Regions from separate parts of the Homo sapiens genome. Here region 2 is linked to region 1. A link is a loop called in an ENCODE intact Hi-C map of the cell type or tissue named here. Cell type or tissue: adrenal gland. All regions are shown on one strand. Region 1 overlaps XYLT1 (xylosyltransferase 1). Region 2 overlaps XYLT1 (xylosyltransferase 1).

Region 1 (8,000 bases):
AGCTACTCTGCCATTCTTAACTATTCTTAAAAATGAGAGGAAATTGATCAGCAGAAAAAAGGTACATGAAGTGTGCTGTGTTTTGATGTGGGCAGGCTAAGTGATAACTTCCCCTAACCCGCCCATCCTAATAACATGAAACCAGTGGTGCCTCCTGCTACTGACAGGTTCCCTTACTCAATTGCTATAAGAGAAGCATTGAGCAAGCATTGAGAATTAAGGAACCTACAGCCTATTCATAGATTCTAACCCTAAGAGGAACGAAATTAGCACTTTGTATGGTTGGGTCATTAAAGGATCTCATGAATTAATACTATCGTGTTTGCATTCTGTTTTGTGAATTTCTGCCTTTATTTTTCTTAATGTCCCTTTCCTACTTTCTTTTGTTTGATTCTCAGTTTTTTTCTTTTTTTTTTTTTTTTTGTTAGTAACAGGGTCTCAGGCCTGGCACCATGGCTCACACCTATAATCCCAAAACTTTGAGAGGCCAAGGCAGGAGGGTGGCTTCAGACCAAGGAGTTCGAGACCATCCCAGCCTCAATTATTTTTTTAATGGACTTTTATTTTAATTATTTTACTCTTTCATATTTAATGTCAAAACCTAAAGTGCTTTTAAAATAGACTACCAGTTTTCCTCTGGGCACAGTTTTAACCTTATCTCAAGTTTTGATATGAAGTATTTTCATTTTCGCTAATCAATATATAATCTGAAATGTCAAATTTAATCTATTCATTGATCTAAGAATTACTTAGAAGAGTTTCGATTGTTTAAATTTCTATGCGATTGTCTTTTAGAGGCTAATTTTCAATATATCTTATTGTTTTATGAAGGAAGCCTGGAAGTTTTCTACTTTTGAAATCTATTAAGATTCTTTTTAGACCAAGTTAATTATCAGTTGTAATTAGCACGTTAGAACATCTAGAAAGTAGTCTTTAAAAAGAGAAGTTCTTCCCCTAGAATACACACACACACACATACACACACACACCTTTGTAAAGAGTTTCAATGAATACTTACAATTCTAGTCTTACCTTAACAAAAGTAAATATTCCAACAGAAAAAGACAACCTATTAAGCTAAAGGGAAAGGAGGCAAACTACCAGAATTTAAGGGTTAAGTTTCTCACATCTGGGAATTCCACTCTGGAATCATAACCACAATAGCATTGCAGCTTTGCAGCCCTATTTTAAAGACGAAAACTGAGGCTTCCAGATCCTGAGTCACATAGAAAGGATTTTAGCTGAGCCCAAGGGTTTCAAGTCCACAAATCCTTTCTGCACTAAATTCAAATTTCATTCCAAAAGTAATACTAAAACAGCAGCTGACCTTCTTCTCTTGTGCCATTCCTTAAGTTTGTTCATCGCACCAGGCAGAATCAGAAGACAGGCTCCTACAACAGCTAGGGCTTTACTCCTGGTAAAGTGGGTTGGCTTAGGAGAAGAACGGACAGGACTCTTTGACAAGCCCCAGAAAGAATATTAAGTCATTTTTCAGCCAGCACCAAGCAAACCTGAAAGATGGGTGGATCCTAGGGTATCCTAATTTTACTCTTCCAACCCTGTCAGTGCTAGTGTCCAAAAAGTGGAGCAGCAAATGGGAAGTGACTGGCATTCAGAAACTGACACAGGATCCTGCATTTCTAAACAATGCTGACAACGCACACTGAGGCAGCACCTCCGGGGAAGTCTCCGTGCTCCGATGCTGTGGCCATGTACAGCATATGCAGTCCCCAAAGGGATATTTCAGCACAGAGTTTCAATGTAAAATGACACACGCTACTGCAGGCTAGAGATCTTATTGGGGACACAGGGCTATATTCATCTGCTTCCCAGCAAGAAAACCAGAAAGCCAGAGATAAACAGAAGTCAATCAAAGCAGAAAGTGACATCTAGAAAAAAAACACCTAATTCTGCCAAACCTGTTTTGCTGAATAAAGATAAGAGCGCTGTGGACAATATGGCTTTGGTATAAGAAATTAAATGATGGCACCATTCCCAAAAGCAACTAAAGCAGTTGACATCGGGCTTGTTCCCAACAGCCTAGAAGGGACTAAGAATGGAAGAACAATGGACAATTAAGAAACTGTTTCTACGGACTCTGAATTTTGCAAGACTAATTATGAAAATAAGCCTTGTTACAGAGTTTCAGCATTTGAAAGTATTACTGTGCTTTACTTCCTACTCTGAAAGGTAAGACTTCCAAATTAAAATATAATTGTCAAATCAATTGGTAAAAAAAAAGTAGTTAAATTAATTCCGCTCCTAGGTATATACTCAACAGAAATGTTTGCATATGTTTGCCGAAAGAGATGTCCAAGAATGTTCACAGCAGCACTATTTATAATGGCCCCAAACTGGGAACTTCCCAAATGCCCATAAACAGAATGGATATGTAAATTGTGGTATATTCCACAATGAAATAATGCAAATGAACAATTACAACTCTGTGAACCAATATAGACATAGGGTTAGCAAACTTTTTGGTAACAGGCCAGATAGTAAATGTTTTAGGCTTAGGGCCCATACAGTCTTTGTTGCAACTACTCAATTGTGCTGTCATAGCACAAAAGCGGCCATAGCTGATATATAAATGAAATGGACATGGCTGTGTTCCAATAAAGCTTTATTTATGATCGCAATTTTTTTTTTTTTTTTGAGATACAGTGTTACTCTGTCATCCAGGCTGAAGTACAGTGGCACAATCTTGGCTCAGTGCAATCTCTGCCTCCCGGGTTCAAGTGATTCTCCTGCCTCAGCCACCTGAGTAGCTGGGATTACAGGCATCAACCACCACACCCAGCTATTTTTTTGTACCTTTTAGTAGAGATGGGGTTTCAACCATGTTGGTCAGGCTGGTAGCAAACTTCTGGCCCCAAGTGACCCACCCACCTCGGCCCCACAAAGTGCTGGGATTACAGGCATGAGCCACCATGCCCAGTCAATTTGTGGACACAAATTTGAATTTCATATAATTTTCACGCGTCACAAAATATCATTCTTTCCTCCCCCCCCCGCCCCCCCCCGCAACTATTTAAAAACATAAAATCCATCCTTAGCTCACAGGCCATATGAAAACAGGCAAAGGACCAGATTTGGCTTGTAAGCTGGGGTTCGCCAACCCTGGACAGAGATAAAACTCCCAGACGCAATGTTAACCAAAACAAACCAGGCACAAAAGAGTACAGACTGTATGATTCCATTTCTAAAAAGAGGCAAAAGTACCTGGTGGGGTTAGAAGTCACGATAGAGACCCTATCCTTGCAGGCATGGGGTCAGAGTGGACGTGGCCGGGATCCCGGGGGCTGGTGGGCTCTGAATTCGGGTGCTGGTTAGTTGGGCGTGATCCCTTTCTGGAGCTGTTTATTCATGATTTCTGCATTCTTTCTCATGCATGTTCTACTTCAAGAGAAGTTTAGCAAGTTTTTATAATAAAGTAGCTTACAATTCAATCAGCTTCAAAAACAGAAGTATAAAGAGAACGAGAGCAATCAAATTAAATTAGTTATGACTTCTTCATGATGGCCAGGTACCTGCCAATGCTAGAGTACTTAAGAATATTTAATAATAATGGCTGGGCACAGCAGCTCACACCTGTAATCCCAGCACTCTGGGAGGCCTAGGTGGGCGAATCACTTGAGGTCAGAAGTCCGAGACCAGCCTAGGCAACAGTGAGACTCCATCTCTAAATAAATAAATAAATAAATAAATAAATAAATAAATAAATAAAAGGTAGATTTAAATTGTTTTCCTCTATTATTGTGTTTACTTCCAGGGTGGAGTTTGTTTCATGGTTTAAGGGATGGTGCTACCATCAGAATCCGGCCAGGCTATTTTCTGCGGCGTCTGCGCATAAAGATGATGTTCACCCAATTACCAGCGACTCCTCGCATGGAAATCTACCATCAATACTATTAACATAAACAGCATCTGGCAAAATACATGGCCTTCAACCTACAGCAAAACCTGCGCTGGACTCTCACAAAGGAAAAAGGCCAGGTCTGGCTTCCATTTGATTTCCAGAGAATACGCAATTAATTATTTTTTCTCACCGTCAGCAGCTGAGTCTCAGTGAAATCCGTGCTTGTAATTATCGCTGTAATTATTATTTTAATACAAATCAGCAACTTATCAAAATATTACGTGTCAGGTGCTACCTCTCTGCTGCAAGACTATGGATGGAAGGTGGAGGCCGTCACCCCAGCTTCACTCTGTGCACACAGAGGATGGGAATCAGGGTGAGGGTACTTCTACCAGAGCCAGACTTTCAGCTTCCTAGATGTCCACGTCCACAGTCAGTTTCACACTCGACCTTTTTTTTACAGGCAATAAGTCACTCTGTACATTCTATGTGGTGGTTTGATCTTGGGCAATTCAGTTCACTCACTGCTAGGTCTCAGTGGTACCATCTTTGCAGCAGGCAAACAGTACAAACCTTTTTTTTTTTTTTTTTTTTTTGGAGACAGGATCTTGCTCGGTCACCCAGGCTGGAGTGCAGTGGTGCGATCACGGCTCACAGCAGCCTCAACCTCCCAGGGTCAAGTGATCCTCCCACCTCAGCCTCCCAAGTAGCTGGAACTACAGGCATGCTACCATGCCCAGCTGATTGATTGTTTTATGTTTTTGTAAAGACGAGGTCCCACTATGTTGCCCAGGCTGGTCTTGAACTCCTGGGCTCCAGCGATCTTCCCACCTAGGCCTCCCAAAGCGCTGGGATTACAGGCATGTGCCACCACGCCCGGCAACAGTACCAACTTTCTGGCAGTGTCCTTCTGAAGAAAACCTAATGGGAGTTGTTACATCTTTCTGTGCGGCACATGCATGGCATTTGACACACAGGCTCCTGAGTCACGCTGGCTGAGTTGAAATTCCAAGTCTTCTCTGTGACTGCAGGTGATTTCTTACCCTCTCTATGCCTCAATTTCCTCATCTGTAGATGGGAATACTATCAGCAGCCACATCATAAGGCTGATATAATGATTAAAATGATAATCTAGGAGACGCTGCTCAGTACAGCACAGTGCCTGCCACGTAGTGACATCTAATAGATAATAGCAATTATTATTATTATCATTCTGAAAGTTGCAAACTCAAACCCCAACAGCCATCTTGTGGGTAACACAGACAAGTAAAGTGACCTGGTGGGCCCGTGTACACGAGGCAGCCACATCCCCCCTCACTCAAATGGTTACCTCTGGGAATGAAGACCAGAATTTCGAATTTCTTAATAGGCACTCTAAATTTGATTTGGATTGGAAATCATTGATTTTGGCTACTAATTCAAGTTTTGATTTTTAAAATTTACCTTTTCTTTAAGAAAGGAGGAAGAGGACCCTATGCTGTCATTATTCCATCTGGAGCCCACACCTGACTCACAAAGCTCTAGGTTTCCTTCTGGCTTACGTATTTCCCATCGCTGCTTTCTAGCACCCACCTTCATTGGAGGGCTGTATCTGCCTGCTCACTCCAATAAACAGTCAGTTTCCTCCAAATGTTGCTGTTGTGCGTTTTTTGTTTGCTTTAATTCTAAAAGAAAGCCAAACAGCAGTCAGCCTCCAGGCCAAAGAAGAATGAATAACCTAACTTCTACCCATTTCTAAACCACCCAGTCTTTCACTGAACATCCTTCCTTAGGAGACGTTTAGCTTAACATCTCTCCCTGCTTTCTGTCTTTAACTCACCTTCTAAACAAGAGAAAATCAGACGTCACAATTTGAAAACTATCCCTCAATAGGGTTACAAGAAAAAGCAGGCAATAAGAGCATTTTACATCCACAACAGAATCATCTGCAATACTTGATGACAAGCAAACGGGGTTCTCAGTGTCTTTCATAACAGCTGCCCCTTTTGAGCTAGGATAAAAGAAAGTGCAAAAGAGAGACAATGAATAGGCTTTTATTTCAAAGAGAACATCTGCAAAGCATAGTCCTCCATTAAAAAATAAACAGAAAACAGCCACTAGTCTGGGGAAAAAAATAAGATTTCCCATTACATCTCTAATTAATAAAGCCCCATTTCAAAAGGAAAAAAGAAGAAGAAAAAAAAGAATAACTTTTTCACATCCCCAAAGAAAGGATGCTTAATGAGGTAACTGTTGTATTACTTGATCCATCTAGTCTGGTTTTAATACTATCCTTAAATAATGTATACATTAGCTTTCCATTACCAAAAACATTTGTTTATTTTATGAACGTGAGTCTGGTTGAGAGCTGAGACTCTGCAAAATTATCATGCCGTCCTTGGGCTCCCGGCTTTTATTGCTTCTCCCCTCGCTCATTATGAAATGATTAGTTGTCTCCGATGCCCTTTTGAATTGCTGCTAACGTTGTACTGCGGTTCTGTTACCCTGGTTCTGAATAGGAGAGTCTTGGTTCAGGGTTAAGTTAATGTAGTCATTACTGGCCCATTTGGGGACCCATTCATCATGCTAATTTCATGTCCAACACTTGGGGGAATAGAGTACAAATACTCAACGTGAAGCAAATGCACAGTGAATCCAAAAGACGCACATGAAATGTCCAGAACTCAGTCACAGAAGACAGGCATGGGGAGCTCTGGGGCCATTACTTTCCATAACTGTGGGAGCAATGCAGACATCAGAGAGGGCCTCCAATGGGGAATTCCTTTCCAAGGGACCCAGAGCACAGTTCCTCCTAACATCTAACTTTAATCCTTTCCACTTGAACTTCAGAACAAAACAGCACAGCTGTTTACCAGAGGAGCAAAGACTCTTCAAACTGGTTAAGTTGACATTGACCAAACCTTGGCCATCTCAGCACTTCCTTGATCGTCATTAACCAACCAAGCTGCAATCAGGATTTGAAATCCAGTTAGAGTTTGCTTATGTGTTTTCATTTTGTTAACCCACTTCTTCTTACTTAAATGCCACTTTACCTGCATGTTAAACGAGAAGAGTGTTGAAGCTGCCGTTTTGATTGGCTGGTTATATTTCTGTATTTTCCATAATATACATTTAAAGAAATATACAGCGATTAATAATTTCTTTAAATATTCACCCAAGAAGAAGAGAGTGCATCTGGGATGTTGTCAGTGCTATGATTCCTGGTCTAGGATACTCGGATGTGTTCAGTTTGTGAGAATTCATCAAGTTGTATATTTAGAGTAATGTTTGTATCATATGGTTTTGTTGGGAAAAAAGCAACTAAAAGAACGCAGGCAATATTTAAGAAGTGAGCCAGACGTGGTGGCTCACGCCTGTAATCCCAGCAGTTTGGGAGGCTGAGGTGGGAGGATCACTTGATCCCAGGAGTTCCAGACCAGCCTGGGCAACATAGCAAAACCCCACCTCTTCAAAAAATACAAAAATTAGCCGGGCATGGTGGCACGCACCTGTAGTCCCACCTACTCAGGGGGCTGAGGTGGGAGGACTGCTTGAGCCTGCGAGGTCAAGGTTGCAGTGAGCTGAGATCAAACCACTGCATTCTAGCCGGGGTGACGTAAGGAGTCCCTGTCTCAATAAATTAACAAATAAATTTAAGAAGTGAATAAATGTTGTACAGATACGAATAGTAACTTTTTATAAAGAGTTTTTACAGAATATCTGCCCTTGTAGCACCTCCAACCACTGGTGCATCACGATTGGTGTCTATACCATATTTTGGATTCCTGGGGCTCGTTTAGGACTACTATGGCAAAAGGCATGATCCAAAATAAATCCTTACCCCTGAATAAGTAAAATAAATCCACCCATCCAAAACAAATGCTTATCCACAGCTCTTTCTTTTCGTTCAGCTCCCTAATGGTTTCCTTCGCTGCATTTGTAACAATCTGATTTTTTGCAATGTTCTTGTTTGTTTTTATTGGGAGGTCATCCTGCCCCCAAACCATAAAGAGCATGAGGGCAGGGTCACATCTGTCTTTCCCCCTGCTGTGCATAAGGCCTGGCACACAGCAGACCCCAACCAGTATCTGATGAATGAATGGATGAGTAGGTGGGAAATTTCCAGTGGATTTCACTCATTCATTCTCTCCCTGTCCCCCAC
Region 2 (8,000 bases), 58 kb before region 1:
TTTTTAGTAGAGACGGAGTTTCACCGTGTTAGCCAGGATGGTCTCGATCTCCTGACCTCATGATCCACCCACCTCGGCCTCCCAAAGTGCTGGCATTACAGGCATGAGCCACCACGCCCGGCCAATTGATTTTTTTTTAAATGTCAAATGAAGTAAATTCTCAGACCCAAGTAGTTCCAAATATATTTAATAACTGAATCAGGTATCAGGTTTTAAATTAATGAAAATGAAATAAAAGTAAAACTTCAATTTCTCACTGCTCTAGCCACATTTCCAGGGCTCCTGATATAGCCCCATGTGGCTGCTGGCCACCTCACTGGACGGTACAGGGGTGGCTCATGTCACCCACCACAGCAGCGATCACCGTTGCAGTTCACGGAGAACAGATTTCTACTCTGCCTTCATGGAGGTATCTTCTCCATGGGAGGCAGCGGTGGTCTCCACACGATCCACCAAGTCCAACCCTGCCAGCTTTTTCATTCTGCTCTCTCAGAGAAGCTGATATGGCCCAGTGATTCCAATAGGGAGCATCTGGGCAGAGTGCCCTGGAGGCAGCAGTCCATCCTCACTGACATACAGCACAACTTTACCCACTGTGCAAGAAGCACCTGAGCTTCCATGTCAGACCATGGAGGAGGACAGCATTTCTGGAGATAAATAAAGCCACCACGCTTAGAGAAAACAACAGAGGAGGGTGGGAAGAGCTCTGGCCCTGGAGCTAGACCGCCTGGGTTTGAATCCCAGCAGTGCTACTGACCAGCTATGTGACCTTGGGCACACAATTTAACTTCTCTATGACTCAGTTTACCTATAGGCAAAAGGTCAGCACCTACCCCTTAGAGGAGTTGAAAAGGACAAATGAAACAGAGTATATAAAGCATTTGTTGGGCTGGGCATGGTAGCTCATGCCTGTAATCTCAACACTTTGGGAGGCCAAGGCAGGAAGATCGCTTGAGGACAGGAGTTCAACACCAGCCTGAGCAAGAGAGTGAGATCCCTGCCCATCCCCCCTGTATTAGTCCATTTTCACACTGCTATCAAGAACTACCTGAGGCTGGGTAATTTATAAAGAAAAGAGGTTTAACTCACTCACAGTTCCACATGGGCTGGGGAGGCCTCAGGAAACTTACAATCGTGGCAGAAGAGGAAGAGGGGCAAGGCACATCTTATACGGCAGCAGGAGAGAATGAGAGTGAAGGGGGAACTGCCAAACACTTTTAAAGCATCAGATCTCATGAGAACTCACTCACTATCATGAGAACAGCATGGGGAAAACCTCCCCCCTCATCCAATCACCTCCCACCAAGTCCCTCCTTTGGCACATGGAGATTACAATTCGAGATGAGAGCTGGATGGGGACACAGAGCCAAATCATATCAACCCCCACCCACACCAATCTCTTAAATATTAAAAAATGGAAGGGTGGTGCATTCCTGTAGTCCCAGCTACTTGGGAGGCTGAGGCAGAAAGATTACTTGAGCCTAAGAATTCAAGGCTGCAGTGAGCCATGATCGCACCACTGCACTCCAGCCTGGGCAGCACAGCGAAACCTTATCTCTAAAAAAATAAAAATAATCACATAAAACAAAGCATATGTCACAAGTGCCTGGCACATCACAATGACTCCCTATAAATAATCATAATAATTATTCTTGCTCATTATAATACTTTGAGCTCTGCTCACAGAAGTACAGAACAACACAGGTGCCCCTGTTAAACTGAAGCCAAACTTCTAAAGCAGATCAATTACCAGGAGATCATTCACAATATAAAGGATTCTCATCGGGGACTCCTTTAAATACAGTGAAATCTGTGAAGGGCTTTTCAAATCGGAATCAATTTACCATATTGACATGGAATTCTTCAGGGACCCTTCGGGGAAGGACTCAGATGTAGTGTCCTCTCTGTCACTCTCATCTGTTGGTTGGTGAACAGCAGACTCTGTTCACCATTCCTACAATCAGCCAAGGGGGGCTGTGATGTTTCACAAGGCGCCACGGCAGAGAGATGAAAGTTGTTATGGGTGCTGTTGGATTTTAGGGCTGCTAAGAGAACCAGATGTTTAAAAGTAGCCCTGTGCAAGTCCAAGCCAGAGCTGCCAAATTCTCGACGCATGAAAAACAAAGGCGTCTGGCTTGGGAAAGTTTGTCCCAGGCAGACTCTCTGAGTCTATTTAGAAAGGGTTACAATGCAACGTTTGTATCTACACCCCTCCTGTACAGGTTTGCAAAACCGGAAATAATGCCTGTCACTCATGCAGTGACTCCTGGGCACAACCTTACAGCCAGTCCCTGTGCTGGGCATCAAGGAAATACAGAGATGACGTGAAATACCTGCTGGGTGAGCCATAGAAGCAAAGCGTTATTTGCTTCTGAGTCTGAAAGCTCAGCTGGGTGACCTTGGGCATGTTGCTTAACCTTTCTGTGATTCAGTCTTCTCATCTGTGAAATGGGGATAGCAGCAGGACCTTCCACACAAACTCACTGTGAGAAATGAGTAAAGATAAATGAAGGGGTTGGAACAGCTCCTGGCACACAGTAAGTGCTCAATAAATGTGTTTATTCTTAGTTGTGGTAGTAGACTGCTGATAAGGGGCTAAATTCAGGGTGTTAGGGTAGTACATAAAAAAGCTATCTAGGCTGGGCGCGGTGGCTCACGCCTATAATCCCAACACTTTGGGAGGCCGAGGCAGGCAGATCACTTGAGGTCAGGAGTTTGAGACCAGCCTGGCCAAACAGTGAAACCCTATCTCTACTACAAATACAAAAAATTAGCCGGGCGTGGTGGCAGGTACCTGTAATCCCAGCTACTCGGGAATCTGAGGCAGGAGAATGGCTTGAACCCAGGAGGTGCAGGTTGCAGTGAGCCAAGATCAGGCCACTGTACTCTGGCCTGGGCAGAGTGGGACTCCACCTCAGAAAAAAAAGTATCTAACTAGAGTATCAGGAAATGATTACCATCCCATACCATAGCCAGATTCAGCTCGTGGCCTATTTTCGCAAATAAAATTTTATTGGCACACAGCCACGTTCATTTGTTTACATGTTATCTCTGGCTGCTTTCCGGCTGCAGAGGCACAGTTCAGTAGTTGCCAAGGAGACTGAAGGGCCCTCAACATCTAAAATACCTCTTATCTGCTCCTTTAAGAAAAGGCTGGCCAACCTCTGATCCAATTCAATTCAGGAGGGATGTGATCAGGGAAGGCTTCCTGGAGGGTGACAACGTAAATTTTCCTTGGTTAATATTGACTCTTGCATTTCAGAGTTATTGAGGAGGATGCTTGGATCGGCAGGTTCGGGTAACAGAAAGGAAATAAGCATTGCCATCGACCTCTATCTGAATCAAATCCTACAGCAGGCATCACAGAACGGTGGCTCATGGGCCCAGAAACAGTCTGCAATCTAATTTGATATGAACCTGTGGTGCTTAAAAAACACCCGAGACAACATTGGATGGCTGGGATACATCATAATAAACCGCCTTTCCGGCTTCTATTAAAAACTCTGACGATCTGGCAACCCTGGGCCCACCCTTCCCATGGAGACCCCTTTTGCTGGGGTACCTGTTCTCCAGATCACCATGAGAACCTTTTCATTCCCCCCTTTACTCTATGTCTACAGCCTCTGCTCTGATGCTATCAAAGGCCTCTCACACATATTCTTGGTTCCCTGCCAACCCAGGCAGACAAGGCAAGCTGAGAAAACTAAAGTTCAGAGAGGTCAAGTGACTTTCCTAGGGATAGCCATCTGGTGAATGATAAAGCTGGACCGGAACCTGAGCCTTTGAGTCTAGCTCACTGTCCCTCTTCAGACATACAAACAGCGGAATGAGTCATTGCTACGATTTTACTAGGGCACTCCATAGTTTGAATAGCTCTTTTTTTTTTTTTTTTTTTTTGAGACAGTGTATTGCCCAGGCTGGAGTGCAGTGGTGCGATCTCGGCTCACTGCAACCTCTGCCTCCCGGGTTCAAGCGATTCTCCTGCCTCAGCCTCCTGAGTAGCTGGGATTACAGGCATGCACCACCATTCCCGGCTAATTTTTGTATTATTAGTAGAGACGGGGTTTCACCGTGTTGGTCAGGCTGGCTCAAACTGCTGATCTCGTGAACAGCTCTTTCACATATACGAGTCCAGATTGGAAAATGCAGACCTTGGATCCACGGAGGCCACGTAAATATTGAGTGGCATATGGTCACCAAAGGACTGACAAGGCAAGAGGCTAAAACTCCAGAAAGATAAGGACTAGAAGTGCATCTAGTCTATCTCAGGAGTCAGAGTGGGCAAATCTACTGAATCCAACAAGCACTGCTTAAGTGCCTGCTGGAATCAAGACAAAGAAAGAGGCCCAGCTCCCCATCTGGGGCTTAGAATGTCACAGGGAGGGTGTTACCTGTAAAGTAACAACGTAAGACCGACTGTGTTTCTGCAAGACTAAAGGGCAGAGACAGCTGAAACTTCGGTGGCCTACATGGCAGATTTAAGGACTTACTCAGGGCACAGGTGGAGACGTGGATTTAAGTGAGTATGAGTGATTTTTTTCGGGGAGTAGATGATGGGTGAACCATGGCCCTTGGATGATGTATTCGTTTCTTGCCAGCTGCCATAACAAAGCACCACTAAATGGCTTAAACAATCAAAATGTATTGCCTCCCATTTCTGGAGCCTAGAAATCTAAGATCAAGGTGTTGGTAGGGTTGGTTCCTTTTGAAGCCTGTGAGAAAGAATGTTCCATGCCCCTCTCCTGGCTTCTGGTGGTCTGCTGGGAATCTTGAATGTTCCTTCGCTTGTAGATACATCATGCCCCTCTCTGCCTTCGCCTTCACAAAGTGTCCTCCCTGTGTGCATGGCTATGTCCAAATGTCCCCGCCCCCCCCCACTGTTTTTTTGTTTTGTTTTGTTTTGTTTTGTTTTTGGCAGAGTCTTGCTCTGTCACCCAGGCTGGAGTGCAGTGGCTCGATCTCGGCTCATTGCAACCTCTACCTCCCAGGTTCAGGTGATTCTCCTGCCTCAGCCTCCTGAGTAGCTGGGATTACAGGTGCATGCCGCCACACCTGGCTAATTAAAATGCCCCCTTTTTATAAGGACACCAGTCATATTAGCTTAGGGACCCCCCCGCTTCTAGTATGACTGCATCTTTGCAAATTACATCTGCAATGACCGTCTTTCCAAACAAGGTCAACTTCCAATGTACTGGAAATCGGGACTTCAACATATGAATCTGGGGGCAGGAGAGGGGACATAATTCAACCCATAACAGATGACATCCTCAAAGTCACTGGGAAGCATGGCAACGGAGGCTGAGATGCTCAAGGCCATCCTCGAGGCTCCTCCCCACAAAGGGTAAAGACCTGGGTTCTCCCTGGCCTTTCTGGGCAGAATGAGAGTCCCCAGAGGTTCTGGTGCTGTTGGAAGGATCCTAAGCATCAAGGGAAGGGGTGTGGACAACTCCAGGCCTCCAGCACTGAGAGCAGGAGGGAAGCCCTGCTCCCTCCTCATTACACTGTGGAAAACAGAAAACTCAATTTATTTAAGAATAAACAGGCTTTAACCTGAAGTTCATTCTCCCGCTCCATGATGCTTTAGCATCTACATGCAACCGCAGCTGCCAGCATCATGCCCCGGTTGCACAGTCCGAAGGACCTATATTGGAAAAATAATGGCATTTTCTCAACAAATTATCTCACAGCTGAAGTAATAACTTGTTTAAAGATACGCCAATTCAGATTTTCATCCCCTTAACCTGCCACTAAAAGAAAAGCGGTGTCATCCCCATGGCAAAACAGGAGCAGTTTAATCACTTCTGCACCCCTGTCCTCCGGCCCTCGCCCCCAACTCCAGCCCCCACCACCACCCACAGCTGCACGTTTATTAATTTTAAGCCATTGACAGAGTCTCTTTGGAAACCATGTTTTTTTACTTCTCAGGTCAACATCCTCCAGCTCTGTTATAATAAAGTACACACTGCCAGAGATAAAGCAAATATTTCTTTGGGAAAGGAAAACAAAATAGAGTGGCTGTGTTTTCAACACAATCGCTAAGGATCCAGCCAGCGGACTTCTTCTCCAACAGCAGCCATCAGGCTAACTGGCCCTCACCAGGCTTCTCATTTATTTGGCAACAAGGAAATCACAGCTTCAAACTCTCTCCTGGCAACAGCAGCTTTCTCAGTCTTCGGCCAGGTAGACAGGAAGGACAGGGGCTGACAGTGAAAGGAATGCTGGGAGACACATCAAGCATTCAATCAACAAACAGTGGGTGCAGCTGACCCTGTGCCTGGCACTATGCTAGATTCTAGGTACCTCAGTGACTAACACAAATTATAGTACCTACTGTCCCCAAAGAACTTGCAGTTTAGGGGCTGGGCGCCATGGCTCACACCTGTAATCCCAGCACTTTGGGAGGCCAAGGTGGGCAGATTATTTGAGGTCAGGAGTTTGAGACCAGCTAGCCAACATGGTAAAACCCTGTCTCTACTAAAAATACAAAAATTAGCTGGGAGTGGTGGCACGCGCCTGTAATCCCAGCTACTTAGGAGGCTGAGGCATGAGAATCACTTGAACCTGGGAGGCGGAGGTTACAGTGAGCTGAGATCATGCCATCACACTCCAGCCTGGGTGACAGAAAGAGACTCCATCTCAAAAAAAAAGAAAGAGAGGGAGGGAGGGAGGGAGGAAGGGAGGAAGGAAGGAAGGAAGGAAGGAAGGAAGGAAGGAAGGAAGGAAGGAACTAACTAACTTGCAGTTTAGGAGGAGACACAGGCAATGAATCAACCCATCAACCTTCAAAGTCAGCTTGTAATGAAAGCCACGAGTGAAAGAAACAAGGTGTGGAGTTAGAGCGAGGAAGGCCAGCCGGAGGAGGGGACACCTGATCTGAAGTTTGAAGGACAAACGGGAATCAACCCTATATTGGGAAAGTAGTAACCCTATACTGGGAAGAGGAAAAAAGGGGAAGAAAAACAGAAGTAACAGCCAGGGGGATGACATAATCCAGCTCTCTCTCCTCTGTCTCTCTGTCTCACTCTCTCTTTCATACACACACACACACACACACACACACACACCTGTCTACAATCTATTCTTCAGAGTCAATTCTTTAACATTAGTGTTTGACAAAATGCAACTCTCCCTGGAATGAATTCCAATCAGCCCCAGCTCAGTGTGGATGAGTTTTTTCAGAGATCATGGCTGGAAAGCTTGCAAGGGAGATGATAGCACATAGGGACACTGGGCCCTTGGGCTGGAGGATGTTACAAAGGAAAAGGGACGAGGAAGCAAGGGAAACGGACTTCAGATCAATTTCCAAAACTTCCACCATTCTGCCTTGAGGTTGCTGGGAATGGAGCCACCCGGGGTGGGAGAGTCTTCCAGAAAAGCCAGACGGACTTCCTGCAAGTTCAATCTCTGCCTAAATTTATACAGAGAGATATACTTATGGGCACATATTTAGCATTTGCAAGCTGAAGTTGTGGAAATGGCACAAGAACTGGCCAGGGCAACTTTGAGCTTACCGATGTAACTATGTGTAGTGTTCTGCAACTGAGTTTTTTGAGGAAAGGGATGGCTTCTTCAACATCCTTTTCTATGTTCCCGGGCAGGTAATTTAACCTCTCTTTGTCTCTGTTCCTATATCTGTAAAATGGGAATAACATCATCCCCACCTCAAGGAGCTGGGAGGGGTAAATTTTAAAATGTATGCTAAGCACTCAGATAATGCCTGGCCTAGTTGTTCAATGAAGGGTTAGTGGCTATGGTTATTATTATTATTATTATTATTATTATATCAACTTCCACAACATTTAGGAGCACTAAACATTTATGGAATGTTTCTTGGCCAGTCAGCTCCTGCTTAAAAAATTATTACAGAAATAATTAGAAAATAAAATAAAAGCCATAGGCCCAAAGATATTTACAACATTATTTATTTAGAATATCAACAAAAATCTAAATGTTCAACAATTGAGCAATGGTGACATTAAATAAGGTGCATCAACGCAGTG

Evidence for each region. A loop is a pair of places that touch in the nucleus more often than their neighbours do. Peaks named below come from ENCODE experiments on the same cell type or tissue, not always from the same donor. Only the 100,000 strongest peaks of a DNase experiment are listed, where the experiment ranks them.
Region 2: a loop joins it to region 1, with 2.6 times the contacts of the local background. A loop is called at or near these places in 14 of 110 quality-filtered maps.

What each region holds. Positions count from the first base shown.
Region 1 is chr16:17,451,900-17,459,899 of GRCh38, forward strand. All of the region lies in intron 1 of XYLT1 (xylosyltransferase 1), which reads right to left. LOC107987234 (a long non-coding RNA gene) reads right to left here. Exons shown (of 2, transcript XR_001752091.2): 2 at 573-8,000. Among named protein-coding and RNA genes, the nearest start is that of XYLT1, 15 kb to the right of the region's middle. In adrenal gland, no CTCF peak of the experiment used is centred here; no DNase peak of the experiment used is centred here; H3K27ac peaks cover 1,154 bases.
Region 2 is chr16:17,393,952-17,401,951 of GRCh38, forward strand. All of the region lies in intron 1 of XYLT1 (xylosyltransferase 1), which reads right to left. Among named protein-coding and RNA genes, the nearest start is that of XYLT1, 73 kb to the right of the region's middle. In adrenal gland, no CTCF peak of the experiment used is centred here; a DNase peak (open chromatin) is centred at 3,607; H3K27ac peaks cover 3,207 bases.